2 separate regions of the Homo sapiens genome follow, and region 1 is linked to region 2. A link is a contact called in ENCODE Hi-C or POLR2A ChIA-PET data. All regions are on one chromosome and are shown on one strand. The core of a region is the stretch at or near the end of the contact, and the rest is flanking DNA. Distances in the headings are between cores, read along the strand shown. Region 1 overlaps SEL1L (SEL1L adaptor subunit of SYVN1 ubiquitin ligase). Region 2 overlaps SEL1L (SEL1L adaptor subunit of SYVN1 ubiquitin ligase).

Region 1 (3,904 bases), core at 468-2,967, 44 kb after region 2:
GAACAAGTTACCCATTTGTTGTCCCCTGCTTAAGGAGGGAATCAACCCTGAAGTCTGGGCATTAGAAGGAACAAATTCCGGACACGCCACCATTCTAACTTATAAAAGTGTACGGAGCCCAAACCGTACAAACATGTGGTTTACACGCAATACTACCCATTTTTCTTCTGGGATTCTACAGTTTTGGTACATGCTAGCAGAGGGTGATTACAAACTAGTTTTCAATAAAAACTCCAGGCACTGGGTCTCTAACAAGCCTCCCTGGTAGACAACATTTCACATGCGTTGTTACAATTTGCCGCTGGGGTAATTAAGTGATCCTGCATCAGTTCTGAGGGAGAGGACCCTTGGAAGCTTCTACCTTGTTTCCTCCAGACTTCCCCCCCATGTACCTTGCACCTGTGCTGATTTTGCTTTGTCCCCTTTTGCTGTAATAAATCATAGCTGTGAAGGCAACTATATGTCAAATCCCCCTACCAAATCATTAAACCTGGGGATGGTTTAGGGGTTCCCTGACACAGATGCATTAGAAGTGGGATTTGCTAGAATGACCCTGACTCACTGATATATGGTGAAAGCGTTAAGAAGAGGAAGGCTAAAGGGCAGAATATGATGAATCTCTGGGGCCTGAGTGGTCATGGAGTCATCCACAGTATGAAGCAGTAGCTGAGCTGCTGTTTGTTGAGAGCCATAGAATCTGAAAGTAAAAGATCCAGCTCCAGGAAAGCTGGCTTGCTGGATGCCCCTGACTGCTTTTAGTCCTGCTGGCTAAAATGAGGGAAAAGGCAGTGTATTGCAGGTGAGGCCTGTAGTTTTTGTTCTCTCTTCTAGATGGGAAGAGAAAGGACCCCCAAATTCCCAAGGATGGGCCAAACCAAAAACGTTACAAGTTTGAACTGCTCTCTTTAAAAAGTTAAATCTGGTCTGGAACAAAATTTTAGATAAACCAGAAAACAAACAAAAAAACTGGGGGAGGTAACAATCCAGCAGTTTTTTTTCAGCCTGGCTGCTGCTCTTGCTACAATATCCTCCCCCACCTCCCTTCCTCCACTGCATTCCAGGATCTTCCCTGGCAGCTGTAATGTTAACAGTGCAAACACTGAATTTACTGCTAGGAGGCTGAGTAAACTGCAGTAGGGAGAAAAAAGAAAAAGAAGAATATTTTTAAAATAGCTTTATATTTTGTGGCTATTGCATCTAGATGTATTGTAAAAATTAAAATAAAATGTTAAACACCTGTAATTTTGTAAATACCAGAGGAATAATCCTGATCAGGGGAAGCTGCAAAAAAATGTTTAGTGGGACACAACTTCCTTGCTTTTTGCTGCCAGTGAGAGGACTGGAATTTGAACTCTTTTGAGTTTTGGAAACAGAGTATCTGTAATTGATGGTTTGCTTCCAGGGTTACCATGTGTACCCTCTGGGACTGAACTTCTTCTTCTTTTTTTTTGAGACAGTCTCACTCTGTCACCTAGGCTGGAGTGCTGTGGCATGATCTTGGCTCACTGCAGCCTCTGTCTCCCAGGCTCAAGCGATTCTCATGCCACCATACCTAGCTAATTTTTTATATTCTTACCAGAGATGGGGTTTTGCAATATTGGCCAGGCTGGTCTTGAACTCCTGGCCTCAAGTGATCCACCTGCCTTGGCCTCCCAAAATGCTGGGATTACAGGCATGAGCCACTGCGCCCGGCTTGGGACGGAACTTCTTGTACTCTGACTCTCATGAGACTGACTCAGCCCTGGAAAGCTTTTAGGTCAGCTTCCACTTACTAGGCCACAGTTGTGCTGCAGCTGATTAAAAAAAAAAAAAGTTAATACAGAAACTTAAGACCACGTACAAAAACAAATAATAGGTAAAATGTGTTTTAAAAAAGGTAGGCCGGGTGCGGTGGCTCACTCCTGTAATCCCAGCACTTTGGGAGGCCGAGGTGGGTGGATCACCTGAGGTCAGGAGTTCGAGACCAGCCTGGCCAACCTGGTGAAACCCCATCTCTACTAAAAATATAAAAATTAGCTGGGTGTGGTGGCAGGTGCCTGTAATCCCAGCTGCTTGGGAGACTGAGGCAGGAGAATCGCTTGAACCCAGGAGGCGAAGGTTGCAGTGAGCAGAGATCATGCCACTGCACTCCAACCTGGGGGACAAGAGCGAGACTTCGTCTAAAAAAAAAAAAAAAAAAAAAGGTAAAAAGATTAGAAAGGTTAAAACTTAGGGAGGAAGCCTATTGTTTTTCTAAGATAGACCATTATGATAAATGGGAATTGTTTTAACTGGCTAAGTCCAGGCCTCCTAAAAGGCATACCTAAAATCAATATTGCAGGCTGGTCTCACTACTATCTGGGTCTTATTGGTAACTCTGCTATAAAGATGCCTTGGCCAATGACCTAGGGAGTAGACTGTGCAGAGAAGAGTTAAAAAAACAGACATAAACTTCTCTCTTTGAGAAGGCTGGCTTCCAAGGTTGGCCCTTGGTTAGCATCTGGAAATTTAGATTTCTGGAGAGTTCTCACCATCCTACAGATAAGAGTGGCTCACCCAAACTGTACAATGTTGAACACCTGCTTTCCTTCTGCAAGTTTGGTACATGCCAGGAAGAGACTGCCAACTTAACCAGCCCCCAATAAAAACTCTAGTTCTCTAATAAGCTACCTGGGTGGAAAACATTTCACATGTGTTATCTTAACTTGTTGCTGCTGGATTTAAGCACTCCGTGTGACTCCTCCGGGAGAGGACCCTTGAAAGCTTACATCTGGTTTCCCCTACACTTCATTCCATACTTTTCCTTTGCTGATTTTGCCTTCTAGTCTTCCACTATGACAAATTATAGCTGTGAACACAACTCTACACTGAGTCCTTTGAGTCAGCATAGATTTACTAGGAACACTTCCTACCAAATTACTGCACCTGAGGGTGTGGTCTTGGGGTTCCCCAACACAACTGGGAATAAGTGTGAAATATTCAAGAAATAGCAAGAGGGCAAGTTTGGTGGGAGTCACCTAAAGGGGAGTGGCAGAAGAGTTAGTTAAAGAGACAGGAAGGGCCTGATGTCAGGCCTTGTAAATAGAAGAAGTTTGGATTTTACTTTGAGTAGGACCGGAAGCCAAAGGAGGTTTCTGAGCAGGAAGTAGTCTCAGTCTGGCTGCTGTTAGGGAACTGATAGTGGGGGAAAGAGCAAAAGGAAGAAGGCCAGATAGGAAGCTCTTACATATAGTAAACACTTTGGTTCAGGAACCACTTCAGAAAGGAGAAAACCTACATTTATTTTTAAGAATGAACAGAAATTTGTGACAGTGGATTTGGGCAAAGGAATGAGGAAGGCATCCTAAACAGTGAGGAGAATCTGTACAAAGGCCCAGGGGCATAAACTGTTATGTTGTGTTTGGAGAACAGAAAAGGGTTTTGTATTGCTGAAAAAGGCTGCTTAGGGAAGGGGTACACTGAAGGCTCTGTGAATCATGCTAAGGACTGCATACTTCATCTCTCAGGCAAACAGGGAAGTAATGGAGGCCTGTAAACAGGGGAGTTATGGGGTCAAATTTGAGTTTGAGAAAGATTAATATGGTAGCAACATGATTGAGAGGCTGACAAAGGGCAAAAGTTTCAAAGTAACTGTCACATAACCCAGTTCTAGTGTAGCTGGAACTGTACACAGAGCCATATATATGCAATTTATGTCATATATATGCATAAGTACTTAAGCATTTTCATATATTAAGAATAAATTAAAAACAAATCTAAATCATTATTGAAAAGTGAAAACTGGTACAAATTAATCTAAATGTTTATAAAGTTGTTGATATAACCAGAGAATTATTAGTGATTTTAAAACACTGTATTATTACAAGTCCCTAGCAAAATATATACCAAGAATAAGAAGGACCATAAAGGAATCTTGGGCTGCATT
Region 2 (3,898 bases), core at 1,082-3,581:
ACTTAATCTAAGCATACTTCCAAGCTGGTATAACCAACCTAAACTAGCATCATAAAGGAAGTTAGGAAAGAGGCTGTAGCTCATCAAGTTGCAGCCAATGAAGATGGAGGACATTCTAATGACTTGCCAGAAAGAGGCTAAGTGGTGAACAGGCAGGCATTGCCCCAGGTTGGATGGTCACCTGCTGGTGTTAAGGCTCTGACATCCGACTTCCCCCACAACTTTTAGGTCAGTCAAGGTCATCTGGGGTCACTGACTGTGCTCCCACAAGTACAATTTGAGATCTTGAGATCTGACATCTCAGTTGCCACAGTTTGCATCATGTAGGCTTTTTATCCAAGATCCAATGCTTCTGAGCTGGAACATTTTACCTCAGTTACCTCTTTGAGTTGCCTGCTGGGAAGCTGGGGGCCAAATTTGTAGCCCACTTCCAATTGCACTTTGTGTACATGTTCACTCTTGATTTAATATTTTTTCATTTCTCCTTTACTCAGAGCATATTTAGTCTAAATGTTACTGTGTGGTACGTGTCTCTGCAAGTCCTCTTAAAAAATTCCTGGGACAAGGCAATGCATAAACAAACTTTAGATAAATAATATTATAATCAGGCTAAAGTGAATCACGCTTACTACATATCAAGGCTGCTTCAAGACAAAGATATCAGAGATTTAAAAGATAACATTTCTTAGCAAATTCATGTTCTCCCTAGGGCAATATTGGACTTGTAAAAATCTGAATTTCAGGAGTTTAAAATGAAAGATAAATTCAAATTGCCACAAGTGAATGTTTTCAGAAGCTTCTGAATTTCCAAAAAACATTAAAAAATTGAATCATTCAGCTTAAAAAAAGTCTGTCTGGAAAGGTGCTTGGTTGTGGTATATTACAGCATACAGGATAACCAGAGGTGGAATCTTTATTTCACAAGTTTCAAGATACAGTACAAAACGATTCTGTACATCTCTCTATTAACAGGATTTGTTTACACAATTATATTACACTTCACCAACCTTTATACTGCATTTCATTAAATACAAAATACATTTACAAAAAGAGTCTACCATGGTGTTCCTTCACAATGCCAGCTTAAGGTCTTTTAAAACTTCCTCTTCTACATATTTATAGTGGTTACATCTTGATTATATCAACATTATGAGTTTTATGAGTTTATTTTCTAATCAAAGAGAATAGTGTCAGCCTGTTTCTCAAACCAAATAGGAAAAACAGCATGTGAGATGATTCCCTGCACATAACCAAGGAATCCTTTTCATGCACACAACATTGGACTTTTACTTGTGCAGTCACTTTAACATACAAATCATCTTTCCTTGGGATCGTTTTAAATTTTCTTGAAATACCAAGTGGGTGGAGAGCTTCTTTTCAATGAATACCACACATTTAAAATCCAGATCGTGCCTCAGGCATTCAGGAGTGTTATATTTTAATTTATATTTGAGAGTGATGACTGATGAAAAATATTTGCATGAAAATAGAAATTTTCTTTTGTTCTGATCATTTCTTACATACTTCTAGTCATAATAATGTGTAATACATATATATATTATGAGATTCACTTTCAAAACAAATATCAGCTGTCACTGAAATATAGCCCTGCTTGTCTTGGCAGGTAAAGGGGCTGTTTTCATGACACATCTTGTTTTGAAATGTGCATGTGAAATGTTAGTCCGAACCTCTGTAAAGGAAGTTTTTGCGTATGTAGTTAGACATTAATACACATGCTATACACATAAAGAATTGTGTTTTTCATTTATAGGCCTGCATGCATACTTCCAAAACACTGGTTTGAAGAATGAACATGAGGATAAAAGAAGGGAGAGAAAGACAAAGCAAAATAAAAAAAAATTCCTATATATATATTAATAAAATACTTAAGTTTCCTGGAGGCATCAACGGCTCTTTAAATAAATCATCAGATCATCACCAGATCACTGGCAGGGGTTTCCAAAACTTCCCAACAGTACAGAGACAGAATGGCTTAGTGGTAAGACTCTCACATGTAAGGTAAAAATTAACCTAATATGCAAAAAAGTAACAAATCCTTAGTATCAAGATTAATAATTTATAAATTCATCTGAGTTAAGTGCTAAACAATACATTTTGAAAAGAAGTCATCTTTGATTTACTTTTTCTTTGCCATTGACTGCTAATCAAAAATAAGCCTTACCTAGAAAACAGAAACTGAAACTTCAAACACAGAGACAGAAAAAAAAAAAAAAACCCACCAATGCTACCTCTGTAAAATAAAACTAGAAGCAAAATGAATAGTTTCAAGACAGTCGGCTAACCAACAAACCAAATGCACAAGAGAATACTAAACAGGGTTTTACTGTCATCAAGTTCGAAGGCAGGAAGACAGACTAGAAAAGGTCTTAGGAGAGATGGGCTACCATGGACAAATGAAGCCACACTCTATCTGTTAAATCTAAATTCTAACATTAAAACTCCTGAATCCTGGAGTTAGTTTAATGTCACTGACATTAACTAGCTTTAGTTATTGTCATTTTATTCAAATGGATGCCATTTGATTAGGTAAGTATTGAGCATTATTTTAGGAGAAAAACCAAACCCAACTCCTATTTGCTTAGGTACCATGTCCCATGAACAAAAAAGAAGAAGAGAGCAAAGTATTTTTGAGACAGTCTTTAAGTGAAGCCATAAGAACTAAGTTATTTGAAAGACACCATTCACAAACTGCTGGCAGCAAGTGACCCAGGGTAAAATGAAGTAGAAACAAGCCAAGAAAAGGAAATTCAGAACATTAACAATAGAAAAAGGCAAGTGGTAAACTAATAAGAAGTGTGTTTTTATATGAACAACAAGACTGCACTTTCCCATCCAGCCTTAGGTGGCACACACTGTTTTAAGAAATGTTTTCTCAAAGCACGTACTCAATGGAGGGAAGGAAAGTTAGATATAAAAATCTTGCTAAAGGAAAAATGAGGGTGGATGGCAGAAGAAAAAAGTGAAAGTTGGTAGTCATCTTGGGTGGTTTTTCAACTTTTAAATAAATTATAACAGTTCCTTCTAAAGGAAGTGTGGCTGCTACCGTGGATTACACTTATTTTGAAGCGGGGAGAAGGGACAGTGGTGGAGACACCAAAGTACTGTACCAACTGCACTCAAATCTCTACATGTAAGAGACCAAACAAGTCTCACTATTTACAAGAGTTGCCTAAAGCAACATTACACTTAGGGGGGGTAAGTTTCCTACCTTTCACAGATACGCTTTCATACATATGGCTCTCTTGGTGACTAACTCTTCGAATTTGGAAGCAATTATCTGGGAGGAAAGTTTTGCTTACCAGGTTTCCCATAATTCTCTAAACACAAAAAGGTATACAACTTCATATATAAAAGCCTTCATGTTCATTATAGACTAGTTAAATCTAGTTCTAACTACTACCCCAACTTCAAAAATCAAAGCAGTACAACTCTACAAGCAATAAACTTTTCAAGTTTTCTGGCAGATGAGGGATTCTGGGAAAAAAGCATGAAGGTTAGTATAAACATACTGACATCAGTAGGCATAGAAAACCTGCTCAGATACGAATGCAGTCTCAGACAAGATACAGGCTGGTGAACACCACCATCTGACAATAAAATGAAATACAAATTCAGTTTAAGCTTTAATTATTTCACGTGTGTAATTATGTGAAACTCTTCAGTTTTTTTCCCATACTATTTAACCAGACAATCCTGAAGCATAGTAGCCTTGATTTTCCTAATGTTAACAGTGAGAAAATGGTGACTATGATAGCTAAGCAGTGGCTGGCTTTCTATTATAATATAAAACTATCAGAAATAAAAAGATACCTGAATAGTATAGAACAGTACAAACAGGTTTTGGCTTTCATCAACCACTGAGTTTAATCCATCTTTG

Evidence for each region. Hi-C counts contacts between places; a loop is a spot of excess contacts on that map. ChIA-PET counts read pairs that join two places held with the same protein, here RNA polymerase II (POLR2A). Pooled maps may share reads with other maps.
Region 1: a loop to region 2 is called in a map of Ramos, with 2.4 times the contacts of the local background. The contact joins two enhancer-like sites. A Hi-C loop is called at or near these places in 7 of 168 maps with a recorded cell type or tissue (CD4-positive, alpha-beta T cell, CD8-positive, alpha-beta T cell, OCI-LY7 and 4 more), 9 of 37 single-sample maps with no recorded cell type and 12 of 50 pooled maps. POLR2A ChIA-PET finds 5 or more read pairs at or near these places in 8 of 52 experiments (Caco-2, GM12878, K562 and 5 more).

What each region holds. Positions count from the first base shown.
Region 1 is chr14:81,516,499-81,520,402 of GRCh38, forward strand. The region is part of intron 3 of SEL1L (SEL1L adaptor subunit of SYVN1 ubiquitin ligase); the gene reads right to left. Among named protein-coding and RNA genes, the nearest start is that of SEL1L, 15 kb to the right of the region's middle. Within about 2 kb of position 1,718, at least 22 of the 41 ENCODE cell types and tissues checked have a DNase peak (open chromatin) inside an H3K27ac peak, as active enhancers do; they include CD8-positive, alpha-beta T cell, where a contact is called at or near this core.
Region 2 is chr14:81,472,025-81,475,922 of GRCh38, forward strand. SEL1L (SEL1L adaptor subunit of SYVN1 ubiquitin ligase) reads right to left here. Exons shown (of 21, transcript NM_005065.6): 21 at 1-3,898. Among named protein-coding and RNA genes, the nearest start is that of LINC02308, 24 kb to the left of the region's middle. Within about 2 kb of position 2,332, at least 5 of the 41 ENCODE cell types and tissues checked have a DNase peak (open chromatin) inside an H3K27ac peak, as active enhancers do; they include CD8-positive, alpha-beta T cell, where a contact is called at or near this core.